3 separate regions of the Mus musculus genome follow, and regions 1 and 3 are each linked to region 2. Evidence: chromatin loops called from intact Hi-C (ENCODE). Cell type or tissue: heart. All regions are shown on one strand. Each heading gives the region's core, and the rest is flanking DNA. Links, peaks and the distances in the headings are about the cores only.

The links. Hi-C counts contacts between places; a loop is a spot of excess contacts. Peaks named below come from ENCODE experiments on the same cell type or tissue, not always from the same donor. Only the 100,000 strongest peaks of a DNase experiment are listed, where the experiment ranks them.
Region 1: it touches region 2 in a loop (1.9-fold over the local background); 3 of 42 quality-filtered maps call a loop at or near these places.
Region 3: it touches region 2 in a loop (4-fold over the local background); 14 of 42 quality-filtered maps call a loop at or near these places.

Annotation. Positions count from the first base shown.
Region 1 is chr5:93,019,488-93,029,921 of GRCm38, reverse strand. No RefSeq gene overlaps it. Among named protein-coding and RNA genes, the nearest start is that of Gm25521, 12 kb to the right of the region's middle. In heart, for the core only: no CTCF peak of the experiment used is centred there; DNase peaks (open chromatin) are centred at 2,651 and 4,761; H3K27ac peaks cover 3,122 bases.
Region 2 is chr5:93,088,221-93,098,654 of GRCm38, reverse strand. It overlaps Septin11 (septin 11), which reads right to left and starts at 5,239. Exons shown (of 10, transcript NM_001009818.2): 1 at 5,058-5,239. The coding sequence starts at 5,084. In heart, for the core only: a CTCF peak has its summit at 5,739; DNase peaks (open chromatin) are centred at 4,464, 5,204, 5,524, 6,074 and 1 weaker place; H3K4me3 peaks cover 4,673 bases; H3K27ac peaks cover 3,322 bases.
Region 3 is chr5:93,139,403-93,149,836 of GRCm38, reverse strand. It overlaps Septin11 (septin 11), which reads right to left. Exons shown (of 10, transcript NM_001009818.2): 2 at 10,274-10,388; 3 at 1,255-1,450. Among named protein-coding and RNA genes, the nearest start is that of Septin11, 51 kb to the right of the region's middle. In heart, for the core only: no CTCF peak of the experiment used is centred there; DNase peaks (open chromatin) are centred at 7,326 and 8,866; H3K27ac peaks cover 814 bases.

The sequences.
Region 1 (10,434 bases), core at 702-8,701, 68 kb after region 2:
GGAGCTTTATTTAGTTATAATGAAGAATGTCATTTGCAAGAGGTGGGTGAAACAGGAATTATGTTATGTTATGTTATGTTATGTTATGTTATGTTATGTTATGTTATGTTATGTTATGTGAAATTAACCAGATGCAGGAAGGAAAGTGGAACACATTTTGCTCATATATGTAGGGAGAGAGGGGAGATGGCTTGAGAAGAAGGCAGACTTCTAGGGAAGGAAAGGGGGTTACAGGAGTTGGAAAGAGATAGACAGCAGAAAGGATGGATATGGTTAAACATGGCACCTGCCTCTGTGGTGATCCAAGTCTGAAACGTCCCCCAAGGGCTTGGATGTTGAACACTTGGTCCACAGTTGGTGCTACTGTTTTGGGATGTCTGAAAACTTTAGATGAGGCCTAGCTGAAGCAAGTAGGTCATAGGGAGGGAGACATGTCTTTGAGGGTTATACTTGGACTCTAGCCTCTTTCCCACCACAGAAAGCTCTGAAACCATGAGCCAAATAAACTATTCCTCCCTTGTGTGTATGTGTGTGTCATATAAGTAAAGGTTAATACATTTTTTATAATTTTTACACAAACATTGAGTCAATAGAAAAATGACACTAAACTCAAAATTATACATTGGAATTCAGTTCAGTTCTAATAATAAAATGATTGCTGGGCATGGTGGCACATGCCTTTAATCCCAGCACTTGGGAGGCAGAGACAGGCGAATTTCTGAGTTCGAGGCCAGCCTGGTCTACAGAATGAATTCCAGGACAGCCAGGGCTACACAGAGAAACCCTGTCTCGAAAGAAACAAACAAACAAAAAAATGATTAATAGATCAAAGGAGTCACACATACACAGACACACACACACACACACAGACACACACACACATGAGATTGTGTGCATGACTTTATCCCCAGTATCCCTGCACAGAGTTGGCTGGATTTCTATGGGACTGAGGCTGACCTACTCTATCTAGAGTTCCAGGAGTAAACAATGAGTCTCAATCAGTATTATATATATATTCATAATATATACATAAATATATACTTGTTTATGCTAGTTATATATATTTATTTATGCTAAGTACATGTTTTTTTCACTAAAATGATCAGCATGAATAATTGTGTTGCATGCATAGATATATGTATATATACATACTACATGCCATTCTTCAGTGACTCCATAAATTGATTTACAAAGACTTTGTCTGAAGCATGGAATGTTTGCTGTTCAAATGGAAAGCAGGCTGGGATTCAGTCAGTGTCAGTTTCTCACCAGTGCCTTTCAGACATTCATCCTTGAGCCAGAGAATAAGACACACACTCCCCTCTCCACAGCGCAGTCTGAGCAAGAGGGTAAGCCCGGCACCAAAAAGTATCGTGGTGGGTGTGACATGGTACTGTCTGCCCCACAGCCTAGGTACATTTGGTTTAGAATGGAAGGTCAGGGAAGATTTCTTAATGTCTAAACAGGAGTTGAGAGAGTGACCACTTTAAGGTTAGAAATGGTCTGTTTGAACTATCTCAGGGACCAATAAGATTATCCATGAGAGAAAACTGTTGGGAACATTTTCATAAAAAATATGGTTGTTGTATGATCCAGTAACGCTGCCAGGTATAAAACTTGTTATGATATGGGGATAAAATGACTGAATGAATGCCCTACCAAAATTCAGTTGCTGAGACATGGTCTCGTGTAGCCCAGGATGTACCAAACTTGCTGTGTAGCCCAAGATGACCCTGAGCGTCTGATCCTCCTGCCCCCATCCCCCCAGTGTCTGGACCATGGGCAAATGCCACTGCAGCCAACTTCCTATTTTTTTTTTTTTCCTAAGTTTGAGCTGGGGCTGAGTCTAGTGAGAGACTGTCAGAAGCTCTGAGTCGCAAGAAAGCCCAAGACATGTGAATGAATGGGAGAGGGGTATAGTGGGGAGCTCCCATGTGGGTGCTTAGGAACCCAACCCAGGTCCTCTGTAAGCTCTATTTCTTCAGCCCAATTTGAGGGGTTAATCTCAGGTTGATCTTGGGCTACTGGCATGAACCACCATGCCTGAGCAACACACTGGAAGAAGCCATTCTTTTGCCCACTGAGTTGTGTCAGCGTGCTGTTGAAATCACTAAACACAGACGCAGCAGTTCCTTTCTGGACTCGGTCGGATTCCATTGACCTGTCTGTTCTTAGGCTGGGATCCACTGAATCGATTACTGTAGGTGACTGTATTTAAAACTGAGAAATGTATGTCAAGTTGTAATTTTCTTTTTCAAAAATGCTGTGGAGCTTCAGGGTCTGCTGTACTTCTATATGGATCAAAGAACGGACTTAAGAGCAAGGGAGGGGGATTTGGGTAGGTGTTGCCCTGAACCTGTCAACGGCTTAGGAAACATTGTCTTAATACTACACCTTGCAGCCCATCAGTGCAGGATGCCTTTCTACTCATTTAAGACTTGTCTGGGCATGATACAAAGACCTATCACTTGCAACCCACAGATTTCCAGAGTCACGTTAGAATGTCTTAAAGCCTCCTCCAGCATTCCCTTCCCTAGCTTCTCCTTAGTTTTCTGGTCAGCTTCTGGCTGTAATCGCTCCCTCAGCCAGCTGTGCTCTGGATTGTTTTTGACAACGTTCCCGGGGACAGGCTGCTTTGAGTCAACTCAAAGACAAGGGTTTAGAGCCCAGTTCTCCGGGGAACTTCACAATTCAATAAATGGAGGTGTCCTTTTGGGGGGGTCGCAATCTTGCTTTGCTCCTCTGTGGGCTGCTTGCCTGCTGGATTTCAGAGGATTGCCCTCCAGGCTACTGAGCCGGGGAGCCAGGGCAGGAGGAGGGTAAGTGAAAGTGTTCTGACATTGGGCTGTGACACTTTAGCCAATGTTTCTCGTGCACTTAACTCCCATGTCACCCTGCTCTCTCACTTCCTATGAGCAGATTCATGTCTCTGAGTGTCTCTCACTCCACTTGGGGAAAAACTGCAGATTGTAAGCTTTCCTCTGAGAACTGTACATAGCACGTCACACACATGCAGAGCCACTATGCTGGGCAGCTGTTGTGGCTCTGCCCATCTGTGCAGAGGCTGGGTTCCTCCAGCTCTCCCAAGTCTACCCTGGTTCTTTGGTCTATCTTACAGTGTTACTCCATGCTATGGTTGGTGAAAGTATACAATGGTCTACCCTTCAGAAGCAGATTCCTGAGTGCCCTTTCTCTCACCAAGGTCAAGCGAGAAAGAGCTAGAATGGCTCCCCTCTCTCCCTTTCCTGAGGAATGCAGATAAATCAAGGCTCTGAGCAAAGGGCACGAAGGTCACTTGACTACAATTACACAGCAGATAATTTACAGACTGGAGTGATTCCTGGGTATTTGCATTGTGTCCTCTGGGTGTCTGAGGGCTGGGAGTGGGACTGGAAGAGTTGTGGTAATGTTTTCAATATGTGTGTCATTCTTACACTGTGGGGAAGTGCAATTAATCTATTAAAGCATTCTTAATTCCCACTTAATAAACACAAACAAGGGACCTGTTTGATTTCCAGAAATATCCTGTTTATACTTCAGGTCCTCGTTTGCTTTACTGTTGCTTTGATAATTCACTGACCAAAAACAACTTGGGGAAGAGCTTAGGTGGCTTACAGGCTAGAGTCCACAGTGGAGGGAAGCCAGAACTGGAACTCCAGGCAGGAACGGAAGCAGAGGTCATGAAGGAATGTTTCTTGCTGGTGTGTGTGGCTTCCTCAGTTTGTTTTCTTATACAACCCAGGACCGCCTTTCCAAGGATGGCATGGCCTCCATTGCACCAGGACCTTGAACATCAACCATTAACCCAGAAATGTGCCACAGGCCAGTCTGATGGGGCCAATCCCTAGATTAAGGGTGGCTCTTCCCACGGATCTCCAATTTGTATCAAGTTGACAGTGACTAACCAGTGTTAGTGGCTTACTGTGGACTGCTGATGAGACTCTTTTTCAAGACTGGCGAGATGGCTCAGTGGGTAAAAGCATTGACTGCTCTTCTGAGGGTCCTGAGTTCAAATCCCAGCAACCACATGGAGGCTCACAACCACCTGTAATGAAATCTGATGCCCTTTTCTGGTGTGTCTGAAGACAGCTACAGTGTACTTATATATAATAATAATAAATAAATCTTTGGGCTGGAGCGAGCAGGGACTGAGCAAGCAGGCTGACTTGAACACTGGAGCAAGCAGGGTTGACCGGAGCGAGAAGAGGTCCTAAATTCAATTCCTAACAACCACATGAAGGCTCACAACCATCTGTACAGCTACAGTGTACTCATATACATAAAATTTTTAAAATTTAAAAAGCTCTTTTTCAGATGGACTAGGACTTTCCTGCAGAATTCTATTCCACTGTCTTTAAAGATCACCAGTATGTGTGCCCTTCCAACCTGTCAAGAACAGCAGCGCACAGAGCAGATAGTCCGAGCACAGTTACTTTGGGAGAGTGTGAGTGGGAGGTTGGCTTTATTCGTTGCTTTCAGTGTTGACCTCAGAGTCTATTCATAGGATAACTTTTCCACTGTTGAGTTGATTTCTGTTGCTGAGTGTTCCTTGGGGTAAGTTAGTTTATCATCCATTCACTCACTCATTCACAGTTCGAGAGATCAAACCCAGGGCCATGTGCTTAGTAAGCATGCACTCTGCCACTGAGCTATCTCCCTCCCAACTCTGGAACGAGTCCTTCAGGATCTGCTTCAAGGTGGTAGTTTTTCTGGGCTCTTGGACAGCTGGAATTCATTTCTGTTGCTTTCTGGCATGGAACAACTCCGGTGGGCACAGACCCAAAAAAGCTTTCCCTTTTAAGGTGTAGAGTACTTCCTATGGTCTTTAGGGAACAGCTCTGCATCCCTGACAAGAGGAGCTTCACAGAGAGCTGCAGGCCCTGACTTGAGAGTGTGAGATGCTCCTGAGAGCCCCCACAGATCGGATCTGCTGAGAAACAGTAACTCCACACAGGGAAGCTACAGAAAGGATCCGTGTCTGTGGCAACATGAATAAAGCCTTTGAGTAAATCACCCTCCCTCTGCTGCAATTTTAGGTTCAAAGGTCTCCAAAGATCTGAGGCCTCGTCTCCTGCCCAGAATGCAAAGGCATGTGTGCTGGCGCCCCAGTCAGATTCAGGGAAAAGCTGAGTGCAAAGTTCATTAACCCTCGGGTACCCAAGGCCCACAAATGCAGTTCAAGTTATAGTCCACACGTCCTCAAAATGGTGTAACCATTGCACATGACCTCCTTAGTAATTGTCACACTGTAGTAAAAGAAAGAAGGCTGGTATCTCCAAGTTGTCACAAGTCCCTTAGGAAGTAGGGACTCCTATAAGCATTCTTCTGTTGTTTTTGTTTGTTTGCTTGCTTGCTTTCTTAAGGTCCCTCTCCATAGCCCTGAACTCACTATGTAGATCAGGCTGCCTCTGCTTCTGCCTCCCAAGTGCGAGGATTAAAGATGTATACCACCACACCACACTTGGCTTAATTTGTTTCCTCTCTGTTTTTTAAGACAGGGCCTCCTACCCCAGGCTGTGCTCACACTCACTATGTAGCCAAGCCTGATCTCCCGGGAACTCCCACCCTCTTGACTCCACTTCCCAAATGCAGGTGTGCGCTGCCATATTAGCCTCCTAAGGCAAAGAAAGGACAACTCATGGACTAAGGTACACCTCACGGGTAGAAGGCAGGAATGTGAGGGGCCTGAGGTTCAATCCTTATCACTGCAAAGAAGGAAAGATTCAAACAAAGAATGAATCAAAGGATCAAAGAAAAAAATCAAAGAAACAAGCAAACAAACCAAAAAAAAACAAAAAAACAAAAAAACAAAAACAAAAACAAAACCCTCCAAGAACAAACAAAAGGGCAGATCACTAGCTCCCACTCTTAGCAGGGGCTGGGGGCTCTAAGAAAATCCACTAAGGCTGACACCGAAGAGTTTGCTTCTTCCCACCACAGTGTACAGTTCTAACATTGAAAAGTGAACATTGCACTGAAGACGGGCTGGCAGTGCTGCTTAATGCAGTGCTTGCCTTAAAAGTACCAGGCTCTAAAAGAGATGTTCCATAACACATACACATGTACACACACATACACACACACTCATACTCACACACACACACACACACGCTCATACTCACACATATACTCATACACACACACACTCATACTCACATACACACACACTCTCATACTCACACTCTCTCACACATACATACACATATGCACACACTCACACACACATTCAGCTACCAACTTATTCTCACATACACACACATACACACACACACTCACACACATCATACACATTCACATACACACATTCACACACACTCATATTCACATATATACATTCTCACACATACATACACTCACACATGCACACACACACATTCACATACACACTCATATTCACATATATACACTCTCTCACACATACATAAACACCCACATGCATACACTCACACAAACTCATACATACATACACAACTCTCACACACACATACACACATACACTCATACTCATATACATACACAACTCTCACACACACATACACACATACACTCATACTCATATACATACATACATATGCTCTCTCACACACACTCTCTCACATATACTTACACACTCACATGCATGCACTCACATACACATTCACATACCCACTCACACTCACACACACACTCTCTCACACATACATACACACTCACATGCACACTCTCACACACACATTCACAGGCACACTCATATGACATACATATATACACACTCCTTTCATGCACACACACACACTCTTTCTCTCTCTCTCTCACAGACACAGTTTGATGACTGACTGCTGAAGGTACTGTAGGAAGCATCCTTTACTGGGTACACTGATGGACACCCATTTAGACTGTTCACACAGTGAACAGGTGGGGGATAACTGTAGGGTATTTGCCTACTTTCCCCCAGGCCACTCTCCTCCTTTTCATAGCTTCTTCTGTTATGTGTGAACACAGTTCTTTAAATTACATGTGTGTAGGGAGGTTAGATGAGATCATCGCTCAGATTTCTTGCAGCTCTACAATTCTATGATCCTGTGAGAATTGTTAAAGAGAGGTGTCATGTCTATTAAAAACCACCCAAATAAATAAGTGATAAAAATATAATGCATTGCTAAGGAGAGAAGGAAAAGTCATGTTTTCTTCCTTTTTGTTTTTGTTCTGGTGTCTGCGTGGGCACACCTGCACACAGCATTTCTGTGCTTAGAGGGTTAGGCCAGAAAAGTTCCTAGCCAGTTAACAGGAAACCCACCTTCCAGAGGCTTAGCTGAATCAAAGTTTGTGTTTCCTAACTTCCGGAGAGGGGAGGGGACTGCTGGATGGCCTTTTGCCACTTTTCCATAATCCATGTGTGCTGTTTACATGCAGAGCCTATGGAGGCCAGATGAGGGCATTGGATTCTTTAATGCTGGAGATACAGGCGGTTGTGGGCTCCCCTGTGGGTTCTGGGTCCTCTGCAAGAAGGGCATGTGCTCTTAACCACTGAACATCTCTCCAGCCCCTGAAAACGTATGACAACCATGGAAATGCATCAGTTACATCTCTTGCTACATGATTGACAGCCCCAGCTGTGTAACCCGCCACAGCCAGCACACCATGCTCTCCCAGCCAATGGCTGCACATCTGGGGTTTGGAGCCCTGACCTGCCTGCCCCAGAATGCAGGACCTTAGTGGGACAAGGGCCAAACGCTGAGGGAGAGCTGTAGGTGAACATGCCAGTCTGTTCATGCTTGATCCTTGATTTTGATAATTCTCCCTTGGTTTACGAGAGTAAAGTCCTGGCTTTTGAGCACCATGCAATGGCATGCGCAGGGTGAACACACTCTATCTATAAGGTACACTTCAGCAGTCCAGGGAACGCATACTGGGAGAGAGAGAGAGAGAAACTGTCTTGAGCTAGAGTACAAGCATCTGGGAAAGCTAAAGTAGAGACAAATCCGCCACTTTTCTGTAAGCCTGGGTATTTCCAACCAGAAATGAAACACGTAAAAAATACCTTGAGAATAAAGGAGGCGCCACAGAGGCTGCGAGTCTGTCCGGTTCTGTGCACAAACATCAAGGTGCACAAGGTTAGCAGTTTGTTCTGTCTTGAATTTTATCTCCTTGGGATCGCCTAGAAGTTTCCATGCGAAGGCATCCAATGTCAGTAATTATTTACTGCTCCTTGATATCCATTAAATAAGCAGACCATTTATTACATGGTTTTCCTTTCTCTTTTCTTTTTTGAGGTAGGGTAGCCCAGGTTGACCTGGAGTTCATTCTGTACTGTATGTAGCCCAGGCTGGACTTGCACTCTGCATAATCTTTCCCGCCTCAGCATCCTGAGATACTGGGATTAGAGGCATGAACCACCACAGACAGCCCGATTACATAGCAATTTTTCAATTTACCTGGGAAAAACAACAGGAAGCAGAACTTGGCACCCTTCCCCCTCAACCTCTGACCTTTAGCCCAGGCTCTAGATTCTGGGGTCTACCCTTGTTCTTGCCCCTTGGCCTCTTTGGACTGTTGTGTGTCTTCCTTAGGGTCAGGTATCTAAAGTTCTTCTGCATTAGATTTCCATTAAGATTGTCCCTTTGCGGGGCTGAAGACATGGCACTGGCAGCTTGTCCAAAGGTCCTGAGTTCAATTCTCAGTAACCACATGGTGGCTCACAAACATCTGTAATAGGATCTCATGCCCTCTTCTGACGTGTGTGAAGACAACTGTAGTTGTAGTGTACTCATATACATAAAATAAATAATAATAATAATAATAGATTGTCCCTTTGTCTTTGGTACCTTGTTTTCCCTCAATAACATTTCTCTTCTAACCCTGGAACTTAGCATCTGCTGCTTCCCTGCCTAAGCCACACTACCCTACTGCAATTGGCCAGAAACAAATGAACTTACTAACAGCCAAAAATGGTTATTCACTTCTTAAAACAAGCAGGTCTAGACCAATAGGTGGCGAATGGATTAAGAAAAGCCTTTTTGAGATAGTATGTAGCCCAGGTTAGCTCCCCACTTCTGACCCTCCTGTCACAGGCTCCTAAGGGCTGATGTCTTGGTCCTATTGACTTCTGAGAATGACCAAAGGGCAGCCTCCCATGGGAGAAAGGAATCCCTCTTCTCTTGAGGAAGCTGGCACAGATGACCAGGATTTTGTCAGAAAGGAAAGTGGCAAACTGTACTGAGGCATTCTGGGAAATCGGGTGGCAGAACAAAGTGGGATCTGATCCCACTTGAGGGCGACTGATCTCAAGCTGGTGTGAGGCTAAGAAGGAGATCCCAGGGACTCGACTCCTTTAAGCTGCAGTTAATTATCTTTGCTACGATGAATGCTGATTGAAGGCTACAGGCACTCAGTGTCCTGTGGTTGTGACAGCTGCTGCATCCAGTCCTTCAGTACCACAGTCCGTGGTAGAATCAATTTGGCAGGGATCCCTTGAAGGGGTTCAGATCAACCTTGAGAGTTGGCCCTTGTGTTCCAATCCTGTCCCCCAAGTGTCCCACTGTGCTGTGTCTCCTATCTAGAGTGACTCATACTTCCTAGAAATGTCCTCACACACTGCTTACTTCTCATAAAAAGCAACCCATTCTGTGAGGGGAGGGAATCAAAACACACATGAAACCATCTCAGCTGGCTCTTCTGCAAGCTGAGCAAACATGTCAGCTGTCTAGAGGGATGAACCCGAGATACTGGGCCACAGGCTTGATCTGTGGTCTGCAGTGATCAGAGGTGCCTGAGATCTGAGAATCACTGCTTCTTCCAGACCTGACTCTCCCACGGCCTTTACCAAAGAGGCAGCTGCTTGCCTGTTGCTTGCCTGGCTTCCTGGCACACCTAATGCCAAGATACAGTTTGTAATGTCAACACGACAGGCTCTAGAATCACCTAGAGGAGACGAGCCTCTGGGCATGCCTGTGAGAGATTTGCTAGATTAGACGAACAGAGGAGGGAGGAACCACCCTTAACTGCGGTGGCTACATTCCCTGGGCTGGAGTCTTGGACAGAATACAGAATAAGAAGTAGAAAATGAGCTGTGTGGTACTTTGTATGTGCTCCACCCAGGGAGTGGCACTATTAGAAGGTGTGGTCCTGTTGGAGTAGGTGTGTCACTGTGGGTGTGGGCTTTAAGACCCTCATCCTAGCTGCCTGCAAGGCAGTATTCTGATAGCAGCCGTCAGAGGAAGATGTAGAAATCTCAGCTCTGCCTACACAATGCCTGCCTGGATGCTGCCATGTTCCATCCTTGATGATAATGGACTGAACCTCTGAACCTGTAAGCCAGCCCCAAATAACTGTTGTCCTTATAAGAGTTGCCTTGGTCACGGCGTCTGTTCCCAGCAGTAAAACCCTAACTAAGACAAGCTAGGTACCTGCATTCATCAACTCTGCTTCCTGATCGGTGAATCATGTGACCGGTCT
Region 2 (10,434 bases), core at 1,857-9,856:
GTTTGGTTGTTATTGGTTATGAACAGAAGTCCTACTGGTAGGGTCCAAAGTTACCCTCTTTCCTGCTTCTCTAGCCTGTTCCCTCTCTGGATACATCACAGCCCATCCAGCAGGAGTCCCAGTTCCACAGGTAGACAGTGTCTGCAGCGATAACTTCCTGTGTCAGTGGACTTGAGCATCCTGCCCTCTGTCACTGGCAATGACACTAAAAACAAGCCTGGGCTTGACTTTAGCCACATCGGGGAACACACTCCTGACTTCTAACTCAGGCAACGCAAATTTTATTTCTGATCACCCAGCAAATTCTTTTTGGAATCCTGCCTGTATCACCTTCACTGTTTTTCCGCTCAACAGAAGCTGCACTGGGTTGCCAGCAGGGTCAGCCGAGGTATTGTTTAGTTGGAAGAGAGTCTTCTGTCGATCTAGATTTAAAAGAGGTGGGGGAGGGTATCAGTTATATTATAAAGAAGCTCTCCTTGGGAAAAAGGATAGAAGCTTCAGATTCGCTGAGTCTTAAATACTGGCTCAGCTTTGCTGACCCCAACGTCGACAAGGGGTAGCCAAGGCCACAAAAGACAAGTCGCAGTAAAAGGTTAAAACCGCAAACCAGCCTCCTCCACCTCATCCAAATTAAGATCCCATAAAGAGAAAAAACTGAAGCTCCCTCCAGAGTGCCATCTTTCATGGGTAGAACCCCTCAGTGCTTTGGCAATCAATCAAAGCCGGCCCTCCAAACTGGCAAAGGAGAGTCCAACCATCCCAACAGAGACAGCCCGCCACCCCAACGCTAGGCGTCCAGAGTTAAAGTGTCCCCTTGGCCAGGTGGGGCCAGCCAGGCACAGCTTAGTTTCTAATTAGCAGTTTAAGCAAGAAGGGTTATGCTTGCTGAAGTAAGCCTCTAGAGGCTAACGGAAATAGTGACCACCGGCACCTGTCACCTGACAGTGGTTCGTATGGTGTGTTCCGCTCCCTAACGAATTTCTTGAGTCTGACTCCCACAACAGTACAGACACACTGGTACAGGTCATGTAAGATCTTTTTTAAGGAAATTATTTGGTTCTCAGACAGTTTTAAAGGGAGTGTTACTACTGTACTTTAAACTGGTCTCCTGGTTCTTAATCCTGACCCTTTGCTTCTCGGCACAGAGGTCACAGCACTCGCTAAGGAGATATTTGGTTTCTGTTAGACTACATCCCAGCCACAGAGCCCAGGCACTGTTTTGATGGCTCAGCCCGGAACTTTTCCAGCTGTGTTAACCTTTCACCAGACTCACCAATCCAGATCCCTCCGTCTGCTGTCACATTTTCAAATCCCAGAAATGATTCAACTTAGAACAAAAGAAAACAGGATCTGATGTCACTAATTCCTCGCACACAAACCCCATCTCTCCAGGAGTGTATCTTTAGTAAAAACTGTCTGAAGTGACTCAGAAAAAAAGGCTACCTGAGCCCCAACCATTGTCACCAACAGGCTTTCTGTCTCCCTTGTTTAAAAATTCCATAGAAGTCTGTCACCATAAATACAGGAGGATTTTGAATCTTTTTTTTAAGAATACATATGTAAATAAACCACTGCTGCAGGTCAGAAGGGAGCTTACTGTCCACAGCAGATCCCTAACCCGAGGACTGAAACTGACACAAAGCAGGTCCTCAGCACTACTACTAAGTGGGCAAACAACCAATTGTGGTACCAAGTGGACAGGCAAGTAACTTGCTTTTCCATTTCTTTTAGTACAGTGGATGAAAGGGCAATGAAACCAATTCCTTGAAGGACATCACAGGCCATTTACACCACTAGGAAAGTTGAAACAGGCCCTTTGTCAGGAAAAAAATAGTAAGATGCTTCTGCATGGAGGGAGTGACAACACTGTAACATTCCTAAAGTTCTCTTCGGTTCCTAGACTCTGTACCATAAATGCCGTGCTCTAAGAGAGACTGTTCATCTACCTAAAGCCTGATTCCCAAGTAGAGTAATTACCACACATTGTTCGAAATCAACAGCTGTGTCAGGATATGGATACAGAAATACTAACCCATCCAAAATGGAGACATATCAATCAGAGAGGAGCACTCTTGCTAAACTAGGTACACTCTGGAAACAGCACCTATGCTCTGGGGCCTTCTCGGGGACAAGGCCCAAGGCCAGTGGGGACATGGGACAAGCTAGGGATGCAGATTAAATATGGAACAAACAGTACCACATTAAACCTACACCTTTTGCCTGGTCACTAACAATGTATCTCTCTACTGAAGAGAGGTATGAATCTAGTCATGAAAGGTAAGCATTTGTAACTGATTATATACATTTCATGATACAGAAAACACAGCATCTGATGAACTGGGTGTAGCTCAGTGGTAGGCTGAGCAAGAAACACAAGCCCTGGATTCAATTCACAACATGGTATAAAACCACCACAAAAACCCAGACATTTATATACAAGTACCTCTGTTTGTTAAATCTGACTTTTTACTCACAGCAAATGTCACCCTACAATGTCTAAAACTGAGAGCACCTTCCTCGGATTACATTCTTTTTCTCTGGATGGGAGCAGTGGTTTGTACAGACAGAAGAAAGATTTATGTCTTCCTCAACAACTCTGTTTTTTGGTTTTTTTGGTTTTTTCTTTTTTTCTTTTTCTTTTTTTTTTTTTTTTATATGACTTCTAAAGAACTAAAGGGAACTCCATTCATGAATAAGTCCACTTCATAGTACCTCTTTCTTTTTCCCCATCCCCTTTCGGTCTTTTGTCCAAACCACAGAGCAGATAGAAGGATTGGAGAGGTAGAAAAATGTCAACATTACAGAGGCAGCACAGCCATCTAGGAGCTGGGCTTGGGGACTCTTCTGCATTCACGGGAGTTGTTCTGAGCACACCAATTCCATATTCCAGAGAACAAACTGAAACAGTCTGACCACGCTCTGCAGTCTCCCCAAAGTCTTATCCGACTTCAGAGTCCATTCCTGACCACTCCTACGACTGGGGAACCAGTGTCTTATGTTCAGGTTTTAAGTAATTCCATCTTAATTGCAGTGACGACAGAGAATTTGCATAAAGAAGGGATCTTCTCTGTATCCACATGCCTTCAGAACCTCCCCTCCCCTACTATCTGAACGAAAGGTCCTGCACAAGGAAGGACTCTGTGGTTGTAAGCTCACATATGGCGGGCAGACACGGAGTTGGATATAATTACAGCCACACAGCTAAATCTCAAACTCACATATTGTTCCTATTTAATTGACATAGATGAACTTACTAATTTATTGGAAATGTGCAGCAAATTATTCCGACCACCTCCCCCAGCCCTCAAGAATGCACTGGCGATAGGTGTTACTGGGGGGGGGGGGGGGGGACCACCCCCTACACAGGATAAGTGGGTTCCCAGACACTTGCAGAGGCTTCTAAAACATACATTGTTATTTTAGTTCTTTGAATCTGTGCCCTGAAAAATAAGGCCAAGAGTTAACCTTGATTTCCTTACCATAGTAATAAAGAGGTCAGCCCAGAGACTAAGCAAATCCCCTCAGTAAGGACAGCCTCGCACCAATCAACAAGGGCATAATTTGTGTTTTGAAGAGGAAGCCAAAATTCTTAAGAATGTGTCATTTAACAGAGTTTGAAAGGTCTAAAAAGACCCACACAAACACTTAATGATGACCAGGGAACATTTTCTGATTGTGGGGGGGAAAAGTCTTTCAAAGAACCTCAAACTGCAGCAAAACCATCAAATTGAGGTAATGTTGCAGTGACCCCATGAACTTCCTGCTGGGCTAAGACTCCTCAGGGGGTGCAGAAGGGTGTGTGTGTGTGTGTGTAGAGATGTAAGTGGGGAGAGCCAAGAGACTCAGCATCTGGGGTTTGGCAGCTTTCAACATCTAAGACTTTTCTCTGTATCTGCAAAATGTCAGGCCACCACCTGAAGCTAGCTGCAAAGTTCGAAAGGGAAAATTTAAAAAAAAAAGATGGGGTACTAGCCAGGGAAGGACTCCCCCGGAGTCGCCCCCAGGGCAGACCAGGCAAAAGTGGGCAATGAACGTTGACAAAGAAAACCCGAGAGAAGAGGACTCCGCCTTTCCCACTGGGCTTGGCTCCTTTCAATAAAAAGGAAAGGCGGCCACTGCCGCCACCGCCCCTTCCCTCCTTTTCACCCTAGGCTAGAGAGCAGACCCTAAACTACATCCTCAAAGTCCTACTCGCTCTAGCTGGCTGCCGGAGTTGGAAACCCAGAGCCTACACTCCCAGAGGCACAGCCCGTGGCGCGTACCCCAGCCCAGAGCATCCCCTCTCTGACTTCGGGTGCTGGGACACTTCTCCAGGCACGCACCCTCCCTTCCTCTTCCCGGAGCCCCGTATTCACTACTGCCGCCCCCGGCCTGCCAGCCGCAGAGTATTTCAGGACTTCCACCCACCCCGAAAGGGAGCCCTTTGAAAACTTTGTGTGTGTGTGTGTGTGTGTGTGCCTAGGGCTTTGTCCACATCCTGGGCAGGGCCCGGGTCACCCGGGTGGGCGCCTGAGGGTGTCCGGAATTTCACAATGCACCCGGGGGGGGGGGGAGTAAACCACCACGGAAATCCCACCCCTTTGACCCGCTTCTACGGCCGTGTGACACAGCGCTTCAGCACCCAATTCTCATGCCCGGATCGCCCCCAGGGCGCGAGAGAACCGCGAGGAAACCCTCCTCAGTCAGCGCCTTCCTCCTCTGTCACCAGCTAAGCCTTGTGCGCCGTGAGAGAGAGGTAGCTGGGGAAAGCAGCAGCTCAAGCAATCTCTTCTAAGGGCGCCTCACAGAAGGGTCCTTTTCTTCCCACATCCCCGAAACAGGGGCGCGCCAAAGCGATCTAATGTTGCATCAGGTAGGCTCTGAGCCTGCGGGCTCCCCAAGCTCCCCTCCGCCCCAGACGCGCGCCCAAATTCATGCACACACCCACAGCCCCCAACAGCCACCACCCAGAGCCCCCCTCCTGATCCCCGCAAGTCTCCACCCGCACGCGCCCCGAAGCGGAGACCACCCGGCGCCCCGGGATCAGCACGCTAGAGAAGTGAGGCCCCAGTACTCACACTCGGTCTCCCCACCGCCACGGCCATCGCGACTGTGGCTCTGGCTGCTCTTTACCGACACTGGCTGCTGCTGGTGCTCCGGCTCCCGCTGGCCTCCCCCGCGCCTCCCTCGCGGCTGCGCCCTGCTCGCGCCCGGCTCCCGCGCGCCTCCAGCCGCATCTGCTCGCCCGCGCCGCCCCGCCCGCTTTATTCCAGCAACATGGCCTCCCGCCTGGACTCGACCATTAGCTGCCCCGGGACGGGGGTGCAGAGAGATCCCCAGCCCCAGCCGAGCAGACGAACGCAGCAGGTGAACCGTGATCCTGGTCAGCTGATAAGATGATACGCTTTGAAGTCAGCCACCTTCCTTCCTGTGGCTTTCTTCCGTCCCATTAAAGCGTCCTGTGCCGGGACACTGCCCGACACTCCCCCTGTTGCAACACGTGCTGGGGTCCGCGTAAAAGCCTAGGCGCGGAGGTCCCAACCCCGAGCTGCCACGCGCTGCGCGGAGCCGGCACCTGGGGCTGCTATGGGGTGGGGCAGGGAGGCTAGGGGACCGCAGGGTGCAGAGGTTGTACCTCTGGAAAATTGACCTGGTGACACGCCCCACCCGGAGGAGCCCTCTTAGAAGGTGCGGTGGGTAACTTACTAGGGCCGAGCGCGCCCCACGAGGAAAGAATTGCCGGTCTGCTGGGCCTTCCATCAGAAAGGAGACTAAACCAGCTGCTGGAAGCCGTCGCTGTGGTGTGCGGCCGGGCTGGGGACCGCTTTTCCAGAAAAAGAGGACCTAGTCGTGAACGACCCAACCACCGCTGCTGGGGACAGGGAAATTAATTAATTAATTAAAAAAACTTGAGTGCTCGCTGGAAAAATTAAGCCGTTTGTGAGCTTGCTCCAGAGCTTTTCCCACCGTGTCACACTGGAGAGGTTACTGGTGCGAAGAGGTCAGTGGACGTGATATTGGATCCCGGAGACAGACCGGATGACCCAGGGCCCGGAGGCGTGCAAGCTCAATCCTGGCTGCGGGGTGTGGTGCACAGCGAAGGCGAGAAGCGGGTGACAAGTGGGTGCGACTCACAGCACAGGGAACTGGGAGGGCTCCTCCACCACTAAGAAGGACTTCCCCCCACCCCCACCCCCAGCAGATGTTGGAATAATTACAGTGTCTGAGTGGCAGGCGAAATGGCGGGGTCCTTGTACATACATCTGACATAGGCTTAACAGGGAGAAGTGTAATGCGCTGTGGGTGTCCACGCATGGTAGACCCACGATCACGTGAGGATAGCTACTCACGTGAGTTGAGGAAAGTAGGTGACTTGAAGCGCAGGGGAAGAGGCAAGGGAAGGGCTGTATTTAGCCCACATGAACGCGCCCACGGGGCAGGGGCGTGGGGGGAGAACTAGGGCGGGCATCTGAGAGTCATACCTGAGACTTCAAACATCCAAGTTTCTGGGAACCCACTTTTGGCTACGGGATTCAGATGCTCTCTGTCCAGTCTTTGGCTGAGGGTAAGTGACTAGCACTGGTTCACCAGTAGCTGATCTGATGCTGGGCTGCTCTGGTAGGTGAGTGAGGAGCTAGAAGCTGCCTAGAGTGAATTCCACCCTTGGCGGTGGAACCTAGGGAAGAGTGTGTTGAAAGAGGAAGGCTCTGATGTAAAGCCAGATTCTGGCTCACTCAGACCTGAACAGCACTAACTTGTTCTGATTACTCCCTGTTCTATAGAGAAGATGTCTTTTGAGAATAGGGACCTCATTTACACCGTTACACAGTGTCGAGTTTGTAAGATGTCACTCGAGTGCTCCGCAAGAGCTCTCAAAAACAAGAATTACCTTTCCTCTGTGACTCTAATGCAGTGCTTTCTTGTTCTTCGGTTGGGGGTGGGGGGTGGGGGTGCGAATAATTTCTTATTCAAACTTAAACCTTTTAAGATTAAAAGGAGAGGCCCGGTGCTATATATAACCTCAGATGACAACAGGCAGGAACTGTGACTTACTTTCACCCCAGCCATTGTTGCAGATGAACCAGGCCGTTAAGAGGTTGTCATAGTAATATTCATCTCTCAATAGACTATGAACTCAAGAGTTCTTGCCTTTTGGCTTCTAGCACACACCGTACATGTTGAACAGGACTGTCCTCCAAGCCAAACAACTGTCATCTTGGTGCAAATGAACATCCCAGCTGTGGCTACTGACTGTTTATCTCACTCAGAGAGGGGAGTGAGGCTCAGGAGCCCCACACTGGGTATCCAGTCACTTACTACCACGCTTTCTATGTGCATCTGCCTTCCTTGCATGTGGCCTCCAGGAAAGGCTAGAGTGTATATAGGCTGAGAAGCTAGGAGAGTGGGGATCCATCTGTGTGACTAGTGGAAAGCCTTCATCCCTGCTGGGTCATGTTAGTTTTCAGTGTGGCCTCTAAGAAAAGAGCACTTACCCTTCACTAAGTAACCCCTCACCTGTGATCCAAGGAAGTCCAATGAACTCACTGCTTTCCAGAGTGAACTTCGGTTGCGTGGTGCCTCGGTTTGTCTGTGGACCTTAGGAGGAAGGGTAGATGCTGCTAATGCCTCCCCTAGGGAGGAATTTGAGCAACATTTGCAATATTCAATAAAGTTGAATGATCAATACATGTTTACATATTCTATAAATGTTGAGTGGAGATGGAACTTGGGACTAAGGCTATGGATAATCAATTATTTCCATAGACAGAATTTAGTACTTGATCCTAAGGGCAGTGACAAGCCCAAGGGGTTAGTAAGCCTAGAAGTGATTTCAATTTTTCATTTCAGAAAAGATATATGATGAATGTTTAACATTGTTCCTCGTGTAAGATCAGTGCCCCTTCTTAGTGGGACCCCTGATTATTTGGAGAGATTTTCCAAGTGAATCTTGCACCTTGGTAGAAAGTAACTGTCTCTTATTAAAGGTTCCTGAAAATACAACATCCATCAGGCCCTTAATTTCGTTCCCTTAGTGCCCTCAAGAGATCACATGATCTACACTCAGAGAGGTGACACTGTTAAATTTAATTCTGGAGTTAAGTAAAAACAAAACCTTTGCATTCTAGGTTTACTCATTCTAAGTTTTTTAGGTAAGTTATCTAGGTTGTTTCTGTATCTTTCCCCTTTCCTTTAAAAAATCTAATGTAAGAGTGCTTTGATGCATTAAGAAAGTACAAAATATACAATGGGAACAATAACAAACAGATACAATGAGAAATACATTAAGAAACAAAACAGATACAATGTGAAAAACACAAAACAGATACAATAAGAAAGACAAAATAGATACAATGAGAAAGACACAAAACAGATACAATGAGAAAGACACAATACAGATACAAGAGGATAAGGTAAGAAACCGGGATGCTGGGCATGGTAACAGACCTTACATCCCAGCCTGGTCTATATAGCCAGTTCCTCAAAACAACCAGGGCTACATAGTGAGGTCCTGTCAAAAGAAAAGAAAAGAAAAGAAAAGAAGAAGAGCGAGAGAGAGAACAGGAAGTTAGAAACCTTAACTACATACCATTTAGAGAACAAAGCTCTTTCTGCAACATTATGTGAAGATGTTTCTTAAAAACATTTTAAATGCATGCAAATAATAAAAGAAAACTTAAAACTATTTCTACTCAAAAATGGCCTGAACTTTATAAAGAAAATCTTAAGGCCACTAACACACCTTTAAAACTAATAAATGCACTCAGCAAGGTTGTATAGGATACAAGATCAATACTCAAAGAACAATTGTATCTGTACACATTTGCAAAGGACAATACAAAAATCAAATTTAGAAAACAATTTCATTTCTATTCAAAGCAAAGTGAATAAAGAACTTAAGGGAATGGTTTTAAAGACATGCAAAAATATTTCTGAAAACAAATTTTAATGAAATACTGGGAATTGGGCCCAAGGTCTTGCGTAGGATTTGTCAGGCAAACATTATATAATGAGCTAAATCTCCAGCCCCCCCACCTCAATTTATGAATCCAAATGAAAAACTATTCATGTGCATTGAAAAACATAGCAGAGGTAAGATGACAGAGTCTTCAAACTGATGTACAGATTCCACACAGTCCTTTTCAGCAACTCAACCAACTTGTTGCTAAAAACTGATGATTGGGGTACACCGTTCCTGTGGACATCCAGAGACCCAAAACAGCAACAAGTTCCAAGACTCACAGTGCTGGCTTCAACCTTGACCACAAAGCAGGAGCCAAAGTAGCATAGATACAAGAGAAACCTGTTAATGGGATAGAGTTACGATCCAAAACCAGATCCCTGTCTGCTGCACCACTGAATGGGGTGAGTAAACTTCCAAGGAAATAGAAATGCAAGGAAAACCATCAACTAGGTGACAGTTCACACCCATTAGGACAGCTATAACTCAAAGACCACTGGGCATGGTGGCAAACCCAGCATTGAGGAACCAAAAGCAAGCAGATCTCTATGAGTTCAAGGCTAGCCTGGTTTACATAAATGAGCTCTAAGACAGCCAGGTCTATGTAGAGAGTCTCTGTCTCAAAAACAAACAACAAAAACCACAGGGGTTCAAATAATAGTGTGTTGGTGAAGATTAAAGAACCTGAAAGCTTCCTATACTGTTGATAGGAATGACATTGTCGTCCTGACATTACAGACATTGATGGTTCTCAGATAATTAAGCCCAGTTACACTATGAACTAGAAATGTCACTCCTCAGTAGATACCCAAGAGAAAGGAAAACACAAGCCACACAGCAGTGTGTACAATGGCATTCACAGGGTTCAACACTATAGCCAAACAGTGGAAATAACCCTGCCAACTGATGAACGGATAATATACGATATATCCATACAGTAGAGTATTTATTTTGCCATAAATGGGGAAAGTACTAATCACATAGTACATGAATGGATCTTTCAAACATTATGCTATGTGAAAGGGGAAAGTCTCAAAAGAGCACTCATCCTATGACTCCACTTATACATCTGAGTCTAGACACAGGCAGCTCATTGTTAGTGGGGAGGAGGCGAAGGAAGACAGCTAAGAAGCACAGGCTTTGCTTCTGAGATGGTAATGCAGTAAGGCTCCCTGCAATGCAGGAAGCAAGCACTCCCTGCTCGCTCTCCAGCCACACTCCATGTACTTGGTCTTTTAGGTTTTAGCCATCCCAGTAGGTATGCTGTTCCCTTGGGTGGCTTTAGTATACATTTCCTTCATCCCAGGTGATGTTCAGCATCCATTTGCCAAACACACAATTTCTTACATAATGTGTCTCTTGTCTCTCATGAGTTTTGGGGGTTAGTTGGCTGGTTTTTCTGGTTTTGAGACAAGGTTTCACTATATAGCCACGAGTGGCCTAATCAGACAGACTGACCTTGAAATTGTGAAAATATTCCTCTCTCTGACTGGAGT
Region 3 (10,434 bases), core at 1,830-9,829, 51 kb before region 2:
GGTTTCTAGAATCATTTTTGGGCCTGAGATGGCTTTAACCTTCTTAAATCTCTTTGTAAGAGAATAACTCCTGGAAGTCTAGCAGGCCTCCAGACTAAGGATGCAGGCAGCCTGCGACTAATGAAGACAAGGGAGGTATCCAGGGGCTGAGTCCCCTTGTCTGCCTCCCACCCTGGGAAGGACCATGACCTCTACATGATCCAGCCTTGGCCTTGTGGTTTTCTCTAAGTTATAGGCACTGTGGTAGAGATTAGGTTTCTGTCCGTGGTTTGGCCAAACTGTAAAGAGACCCATTTCCTTTAGACTACAGGGAAACTAAAGCAGGGGCTTATAGACCAGAGGTTCAGATAACAGACTGAGAACAAATGGCCTATTTTCAACAGTCAAGACGTCCAAAGTTAAGATTGAAGGACAGGTTCACTGACCTTGAGAGGAGCGAGGGGGTGACCCTGAGAGCTGAGGTGAGATACACATTACACTCTGGCAAGCTTTAAGAATTAACAGCTTCCTTCAAGGAGAGGCAAACCATGAAGAGCCACATTTATGTGCTGTGGGCCATGTGTTTTACAAAATAAAAACTAATTATAGTATTCTACAATATAGCTTCCAGCTTATGTGATGAATTAGAGCCAGATTTTATGATTACATAAAAATCCACTGGTATCGGGCAACCTCGATCTGTATTCAAAAACCACTGTGCCAAAATGCTTTTAAGATATTTTACTTTTTTAATTAAGAGTTATCCTCTGGGGCTGAAGAGATGGCTCAGAGGTTAAGAGCACTGATTGCTCTTCCAGAGGTCCTGAGTTCAATTCCCAGCAACCACATGGTGGCTCACAACCATCTGTAAAGGGAGCCAATGTCCTCTTTTGGTGTGTCTGAAGACAGCTACACTGCACTCATATACATAAAATAAATAAATCTTGAAGAAAGAAAGAAAGAAAGAAAGAAAGAAAGAAAGAAAGAAAGAAAGAAAGAAAGAAAGGAGTTGTTTTCCCATACACACACAGGATTTTATAGCATAAATTACATAATTAGGTAATACTGCCTCTGTAGAGAAAATTTTAATGCATCCAATTGGGCTAAATTCCTCATTAGGCTCAACTAACCTTCCTAGTTGCTATTCACACACAATTTGGTAATTCTGTGCCCAAAGTCTTAAGGCCTCGGAATTGACCTGGGATGGAGCCTTCTTGAGATAGAGCTTCCTACCTCCTAGCCCATTTCTAGAGCTACAAAACTGTTAGGACGTACCTGTCATCTTTATTAATCTGGTCTCCAAATCCCACTGTGTCAACGATTGTTAGCTTCAGCCGTACGTTGCTTTCCTGGAGTTCATAGCTTCTGGCTTTTAACCGGACGCCTGGCTCGTTGTGAGTAGCTGGGTCACTTTCAAATTTGGTGTTGAATAAAGTGTCCATCAATGTGGATTTGCCAATACCTGTCTCACCTATATAACCACAAAAGAAAAGTCAAAGCCAGGTTAAAAAGCGGGGAGGGCAATATGACCGACCGGATATCTGGTCAACATGAACGGAAAGACAACATAACGGGGAAATTTCACTGTAAATGCCGTAATTCTTTCTCTGGATGATCTAGGGAACACTTCTTAGAATGGTCTCTAAATTCAATATGAGGAATTCGGTAGAAGTGGGGCTTGAACTTACAGATAGGGCTGTTTTCTCACAGCCGGGCCTAGCGGTGCAAGCCTGCTCTCGCCACAACTCAGGAGGCTGTGGCAGGAGGGTTACACATTGAAAACTTAGTGAGGCTCTGCCTCAAAATAAAAAGAAATAGCTGAAAATACATACAGCTCATTGGCAGAACACATGCCTGGCACACAAGCCCTGAGCTTGATCACTAGAATGCAGTGTGGGGGGAGGAGACATTTTTAACCCTTAGGTAGCCAGTACCTGTGAGTCTCCCCATGGCTACTTTGTATACCGCAAGGATAAAAACTCTCTCTCTCTCTACTAACTCAATCTGTAAAGTGTATTACTTAGAGAAAAATACATTAGTGGATTTAATGTTTAAAAAGATTTGTATATTTCAAAACATCACTGTGATAACAATAACCACTAAACTTGCTAAGTGCTTACTTTGTGCCAGGCCCAAGATAGGAGGCTCTACTTACTTAGTCTCTCATTAACACTCCCTGCACCCTCCTCCCCTAGGCATTGTAGTTTCACTGCACTTGGCAGACACAGCATTTAGGCTCCTAAATATCTTATTTAAGGTCACAATGTAAAATGGCAGAGCCAGGGTTTTAACCTAGTTTACATGGGCCTAGGGTTTAGATTCACTCCAACTCTCTGTTACAGCTATGGCTAGGCGTCTTTGCCAAACCTCTGTCTGTCTCGGTCTCTCTCCTCCTCCCCTTCCCCCATTCCCCCCTTCCCCTCTCCTCTGTAGAGCAGAGATGACAAACATAACAAAGATAACAAAGACTTAATAGTTTTTTAATTTCACAGCTCACATTTTCGATATTTGAAACGGGACTCGAAGCAATGACTTGACTGATTCACAGTGATATTTCAAGTCAAGACACAGGCTCCTCAGATGCACAAAGCAGAGGGAAGGACAGCAAAACAACAGTATCAGTCCAACCAGGCAGCTCGAACGTGAAGCCAGGATGTGTTGAAGATTCTGAGCCTTCAGCCTAGGACCACACATAAGTCTCCCATAACCCTGGTTCATCTGCTGGGTCCCTGTCTCTGGTGGTGTGGTTGAGTGCAGACATGATTATCAAGAGGAGGAGGGTAAACTCAAGGTAACTGGCCAGAAAGTGCTCCTTTTTAATGTCATCAGCAAAATGTCCTCTTAGATCAATTAAATGTGTCAACACATATCAGTCCCCTTCAGCAAATCCTGGCCCTGACCTGACAGTGTTCTTGGAAGAGCTGAAGGCAAGAGGCATTCACTTTTCAGCCCCAAGGGAAAGGAGGGATTCTGCAACCTGCAGCCTTAAGGCAATTTTCTCACTAGGTGGACAAAACGGAGTGATTAGAACTTTATATTAGTATAATCCTTGCTTCCCAACACAATGTCAAAGTGGGTAGGGGGCTTTCTGGGTTTGGGCTCATTCTGATGAACGGTCTGATGCGGTTTGCCACTTAGGCTTTGATTCATTTCTTCAATAAACATTGTTCAAGCACATTTCTGTTACCCTTTAACCTTTCCCATTGTGTCCCTGATATATCTAAGATCATAGAGTTTCCTCCTCTATCAGCCCTCAACCAGCCAGTATTTTTCCAGTGCCTACTATGAACACTGCCCTGTGCCAACTTCAGAAAGCACAACAATGAACTAGGTTGATACGGTGTTCTCTCGTATCGTTGAATCTGGTCTAGAACAGAACCGAATACCAATCAGACTCTGGTTGAAGGGTGCAATTGAGGTGCCTGCCATTCTTTCTGGTGCCTGGCCATTCTTCTTAAGAGCAAGACCACACCTTTTCCCCTGTGACCTCCCTGTGGGAGTCTCCACAGAAAACTGGCCTACAGCTTCACCTCTTACCCAAAGGCAAGCGCAGAGGCCTGGCTGCTGTGATGCTACACAGGAGAGCCATCCATGTGGAACTTCTCTGACTGAGAGACCATCAGCAGCACACTGTCATGGCATAAGGAACAGTGTACAGAGAGAAGTAAACGGGCTGAGATGATGACAGAGGGAAGGTTGTGAGCACAAGGAAGCTGTGGGGACCAAGCACTAGCTGGGAATATGGGAGAGGAGAAGAGATCAGTACAAAGGGGCTAGGCACTGGAAACTGAGTTATAAAGGCAGCATTTGAGTGTGGGGATTTCAGGGTAAATGCACACAGCGGGTGGCAGCTCAAACCTCAGATATGACCTGAGTGTCATTCCAGATGGCTCTGCATCTGGCTGGAGAGAAGTTGAGACTAAGTTTGAGCTTTCTTACTTTCCTGAATATACGTGCATGCGTATGTCACACACACACACACACACACACACACACACACACACACACACACACCAGTATAAAAATAATATAAGTCAGTTGGCTTCCTAAAGAGCGGCCCTTCCCAAGCACACAGCCAAGACTCATCTTCACACAGATTAGCTATGAGCAAAACAAAATTACTGTCTGATGGACAGAGATAAGAAAGAGGAGTCTTCCCTTGGGAGCCTAGGACTCTGGTAGGCAGACAGCCTGCTGATGGCGGTGACTGTGAGCACACGATGCACGGGGACCACTTGGTTCTCGGAAAACTGTCCTTACAGGACATTGGCCAAGAGGCAAGCAGTGTCCCCCAGCCCCCAGAAGTTTCCACTGTGCCAAAGATTGTCAGGAGAGTGACCTATTTCTCTCATCTTTCCCCAGGGACAGCAATAAAACTTGCATTTACAAGGCAAGGATGCTAGGCTGAGACTGAAACACCACCTCCTTTTACTGGATGGGAATCACTTAAGCGCGTGTGGATTGGGAACACCAGCAGTCATCTTTTTAAAAAGACACAGTTGTGCCTAATGATGGTTTATATTAAGGTAGAAACTGTGAACAATTAGGATTCTGGACCCTACTTATAGTACAGAGTTAATCAACTGGTTGAAAAAAAAAACCCACTTTCTTCCAAATTTCCGTGTATTTTGCTTTCCAGGTCTGTGCTTTTGAGAGCTGTAATTAGACACGGCTACACAGCTGGAGGCTGGTGTGATTCACCAAACGCCGGCAGTGGGAAACTGGGAAGCTGGAGGTAGAAGGGGCCACAGAAAACCCAGGGGGTTTTGTCTTCTTTGCAGGTCTGGAGTCCTATTTAAGCTACACAAGTATTTAATCACTCGGCTGCATGCCAACTCCTTCATTTGCTGTTCTTTAGCCATCTTCTGTTTATCTTTATTTCTGAGACAGAGTCTCACTGTGCAGCCCTGGCTGTCCTTGAACTCACAGGGTACTGGGAACCAAGCCATGTACACCACACCTGGCTATTCCTTTTGTTTGATTGTTTGCTTGCCTTGTAGCCTAGGATGGTCTTGAACTCATAATGTAGCCCAGGTAAGCCTCAAACTTAAGATCTTCTGCCTCTGCCTCCCATGTGTAAGGCTGAGAGGCCCACACCACCATGCCTGACAAAGGGGAGATTTTCAGGGCATGAGCCTTTGAATCGTCTGTCTAAACCAGTGGTTCTCAACCTTCCTAATACTGAGACCCTTTAATATAGTTCCTCATGTGGCAGTGACACCCCCCAACCATAAAATTATTCTTGTTGCTACTTTGTAACTGTAATTTTACAGTTATGAATTATAACGTAAAATATGATATGCAAAGGGGTTGTGACCCACAAGTTGAGAACCACTGGTAAACTTTGACTGCAAGGCCCTGTCTATACCTTGAAGTTCCTCCCAAGCAAAAACATGTCTTTTCCCCACTCCTTTGTTGTTGGTTTTTAAGAAGAAGAAGAAGAAAAAAAGATTTATTTTTATTTGGTGTGTCTGAGTGTTTTGCTTGCATGCTGATTTGTAACTGTAATTTTACAGTTATGAATTATAACGTAAAATATGATATGCAAAGGGGTTGTGACCCACAAGTTGAGAACCACTGGTAAACTTTGACTGCAAGGCCCTGTCTATACCTTGAAGTTCCTCCCAAGCAAAAACATGTCTTTTCCCCACTCCTTTGTTGTTGGTTTTTAAGAAGAAGAAGAAGAAAAAAAGATTTATTTTTATTTGGTGTGTCTGAGTGTTTTGCTTGCATGCTGATTAACTAATGGCATCTTCAGAAAATTGGTGTCTGACACCAACACTACACCATTTCAAACTCACAGCAAAGCACCAGGCACAGGGGAGGCACTTGTTAATGACAACAGAAAGTCAAAACGGCTGGCCGTGTAACTGATCGAATGACAGAGACTTGCCACTTCGGTGGCCTGTACCTTGTGTTGACGTTCTGTCATCAATTCATCACCCTGAGCTCATAGCTTCGGCAGTCACTGAAGACACTGGTGGAGTGCTCTCTGCAGCTCCTGTTTCTGTGGTTCCTGCTAATGAGGAAGGGGAGGGAAGTATTCCTACCCTTCTGTTTACTCTCAGGCTCACTCCAGCCCCCGGCTCTCGGGTGGATGTTAAACACAGCCAGAGCTACAGATGGATCAGACAGAAGCCTGAGTTGGACCATTCACTCTAAGTCCCCAACCTAGCTACTTAGGTGCGAAGCTGCGCACAGGGGTCTGCTGGCCTCCTTTAAAGAGCACAGTTTATTCTTGGACAGTGCTGGTAACCAGACAGCTGAAAGCTACATCATTACTCCTCACACACTGGCCTTTGATGAAACATGCCTTGGCATCATAGTGCCAGCCTGCCAGGGGATTTAAAAGGCCACGTGACACACTGTGCTGTTGCCTCTGATTGTATTCAGGAACACTCACTCCCAAACTCTAACCACAACGTCCACCAGTGCCCCTTTTCTGAAAAATACATATGAAATTTTCTTGGGTGAGTTTTGTCTGAGGTAATTATTTCTGTTTTTTAACTTAATAAATCTGTCACACACTAAACTTTTAATTTGTGTTTGGCACATAATATGACAACTGTTGCAGACAAGTCTGACAACAGGCCTCGAGTTCTGATTCTAACTTGGGCTTCCCCTTTGGTTCTGGGGTCAACTTGATTTTCACTCATTTTAACTGATGAGCTGTTTCCAGCCTTTCCGGGGAAAGGGTGGGATGGAGACTCGTAAGATCTGATAACATGGATGAGGAACACATAAGAAAGCTCATGGTCAGACAAGAAGCCAGAGGCTGGGGGATGGCCAGAATAAACCTCCATCACTGCCCTCTCAGATCAGAATCAGAGACCCAGAAGAACCACTTTAATCCCTTCTGTAGACAAAACCTAAGCTCCTCTCACAGACACACCATTCTTAAAGGTCCCACAATGTCTCAGGACTTGCACCAAGGCTAGGACCCAAGATATGAACTCTTAGGAGGACAGACTCAAACCACAGCCAAATTATAGAGACTCCAAAGGAAACTGGGAGAATTGCATACCCTACCTTGGAAGGATATCCAGGATTTACTATAGAGCAAAAATATTAAAGGCCAGAAACAGCATGGTCCTTTGTGTAAATCACACCCCCAGACACCTATGCTCCTGCGATCGGTCCTTATCTGTCCTTATCTGTCCCCAAGCTCCCTTCTGAGAAGGTCTTCTTTCCTGCAGGGAGCCCCTTGTGTTTTGGAGTACACTGACCTCCACTCCCAGACAGGATGGGAACCACACTCAGAAAAATCTGTGGTATTCAGTGATCTGTGTCAGGGAATGGCTTGTTCTTTCCCTGCTGGTAATTTCTGGAGGCCAGACTGCTGGAAAGGAAATGTCCAAACACAAATAAGCCAGCAGTAGCAAGCAACACCATGAAGTGGGCAGTGTTTTGAACTCATGCTTGCATCTTGGGAACCCGCTGTGTGTGTGTGTGTGTGTGTGTGTGTGTGTGTGTGTGTGTGTGTGTGTGTAAGAGCACCTGGGTGTGAAAGCCGTGGCCTTTCATTGGAGACAGGGTCTCTTGTTTTCTGACTGTGTCTGCCAGACCAGCTGTCCCCCAAGGTCCTGCCTCCAGCTCCAGCTCCATCTCAAAGAGGTGCATGATGCACCCAGCTTATACAGAGGCCCTAGAGATCTGAACTCAGGTCCTCACACTTACTTAGCAAGTGTGCTTGCTCACCGAGCCATGTCCCCAGCCCTGGAGCCAGTGAACTGGTATTTTTCCTGTATGTGTGTCTATGCAAATGTTAGTTACAGATGGTTGTGAGCTGCCATGTGGGTGCTAGGAATCGAACCTGTGTTCTCTAGAGGACAGCCACCGCTCTTAATGGTTGAGCCATCTCTCTCCAGCCCCAGCCAGTTGTTCTTAATTGTATTATTTAATATGCTATTTTCTGACCCTACCCTGGGGGAAGGCAATCCTAGCTACACTTAAGTTGGATTTCTCCAAGTCTCTGAAAAAGAACTTCCTATTGTAAGAACGATAATCAAATAAAGGCTTTGGTTGCACTGAAAATGAGGGAAAGGGTCCAGGAACTAAGGGTGCGGGCATCCTCTGCAATTATAAAAAGTAATGGATTTATGCTCCCTAAGGAGAAGGCCACCTACAGACCCATGCCGAGTTCTGCCTACACAACTGGAAGGGGATACACCCTGGTTGTGATACAAGCTACCAGACTGAATTTCTTAACAGACAAAGAGGTGGAAAGCATCCTAGAAGCATCCTGGGGTTATCTGTGAGTAAGATTCAGGTCCAAGGTTTATAACTTTCAATAATAAGCACGTGCTATGTTAATTACTTTGAAATGCTGAACTTAGGAATAGATACAACTGCTCAGGTATGAATCACGGTACTACTACTTATCCAGGACAGGAAGCAAGGCAGATACTTTTTCTAAATCTAACAGGAGACCATTAATACAAGAAAATCCAACCTACATCAAAACAATGCTATTTTACCATGAGGGCTCAGTCACCGAGCCATGCATGCCATGTACCCAGTTAGATCATACCCTGTCCCATGGGCTAGCTCTCCACTACGGTGCAGGAGACAAAGCGCAGATCTCAGATCAACTCATGAAGCCGATTTTGGAGAGAGCCTGGGAGGCTTAGGAGAGAAGTCAGAACAGTAATTGGCCCGGAGTTATAATTTAGTACACTTTCCAATACAAAATCAGCAAACTGCTACACTGAGGAAGAACTGCCCAGCTTTGCAGTGAGCACATACCAAAAGTACAACTCTGTAGAACCAACTGTAACTCGGGAGGGCCTGTAACTTGTTCCATATCAAAAGGCTTGCACACAGGGAGACCAGGAGGCGGCTGCTTTGGCCAGGTCTCTCCCGCCATTCTCCTTTCCAAGGCTTAAAACACGGTGCCAGAGAACAAGCTGGCCCAGGCCACTGGCAGATTGTCACATGCTACACTATTGACTTTCATGTGTCTTGCATGCCAGCTACATGTTGACAGGCTCCTGAAGAAGAAAGGCATCTGCTCCCTACCTGCTCCTCATGCTGAGGGCAAAGCCTTCCAATTTGTCAGTCTAATACACTCTGTCGGGTTTAGACTGGGGGTGAGGGGTTGGGGGTAGGGAAAAGTAGGGTAGGGGGAATAGGGAGGTGTCATACGGTGAAATGCTTCCCTGTGTCTCAACGTGACGTCATGAAGAATATGCCAAGGAGCCTGTGACAACAAAAACACCAGCGCAGACCAGCTCACTGCTCTGCAAAGTGACAGGGGTTTCAGGAATACTTTTAATCAAGATAACAGATTTATTACTTTGATTTTTCAAGTTTGTCAGCCGTTTTCTACCTTTCCCTTCTTAATTTAAGATGAATGCATCTGAAGAGAGGAAGGAAGTCGCCCCCCACCGTTACCCCCAGGCTAGAGGTGACCTGGGTTATAGCAGGACACTCACTGGGAAGAGGACCACGTGAATAAGACCTATGGAGGGAGCAAGTCAGATCTCTTTAAGGAATAAAACAAAGTTAAATTTTGATCCCAGTTGAAGAACACCAGGTCAGATAGAGATAGAAGCCTGGATTTTGCTTCTGTCCTGAGAGCGAAGGCTTACTGAAGTGTCAAAAGTCATTTTAACTCTTCTTGCTTTGATGAGTCTTTAGAAGGCTCCCAGGGGAAGTTGCATTTACAGTAAGAGATTAGAGACTTGAGGAACACACTGCTTAAAGCAGCGGTTCTCAACCTTCCTAATGCTGCGACCATTTAACACAGTTCCTCATGCAATGGTGACCCCCCCCAACCATAAAACTATTTTTTGTTGCTACTTCATAGCTGTAATTTTACTATTGTTAGGAATCATAATAAATATCTGATGTTTCCAATGGGCTTAGGTGACTACTATAAAAGGATCAGATGACCCCTCCAGCCCCCCAAAGAGGTGAGGACTCACAGGTTGAGAAGCACTGGCTTGAAGGTTTTTGGATGCTTTTACAGTACATACCTGAGTTCCTTCCATTTCCTATAGTCTAACTAAGGTCCAGCTCCCCTTCTCCATGAAAAATTAAGACAAATGTTTTCATGACAGTATAAGACTGGCCAGTTGCATGCGTGACCACAGAACAGAAATGAAGACAATTTGAATAACACCACAAAACTACAAAGCGCTTATCAAATATAGCTCGACTCTTCACAGGGGTGCCTCCCAGGGACAGCCATGATTATTAGCTTGCTCCACTGGAGGCAAAGGTAATAAACAATCACCCTCCTTCCCACAACCATCATGTCCCCTTCTCTGCAACAGGTGCGACCGTCACTTACCCACGCACAGGATGTTGAAACAGAATCCTTGAGAAGTGGATTTGTTGACCAGCTGGTCGGGCAGACTGTCAAATCCAACATGGCCAGAAAGTGATAAGTTTCGCAGCTCTTCATTCTGGAATTTAAGAGAAGAAATGCTTGAGACACCACGAACTACATCA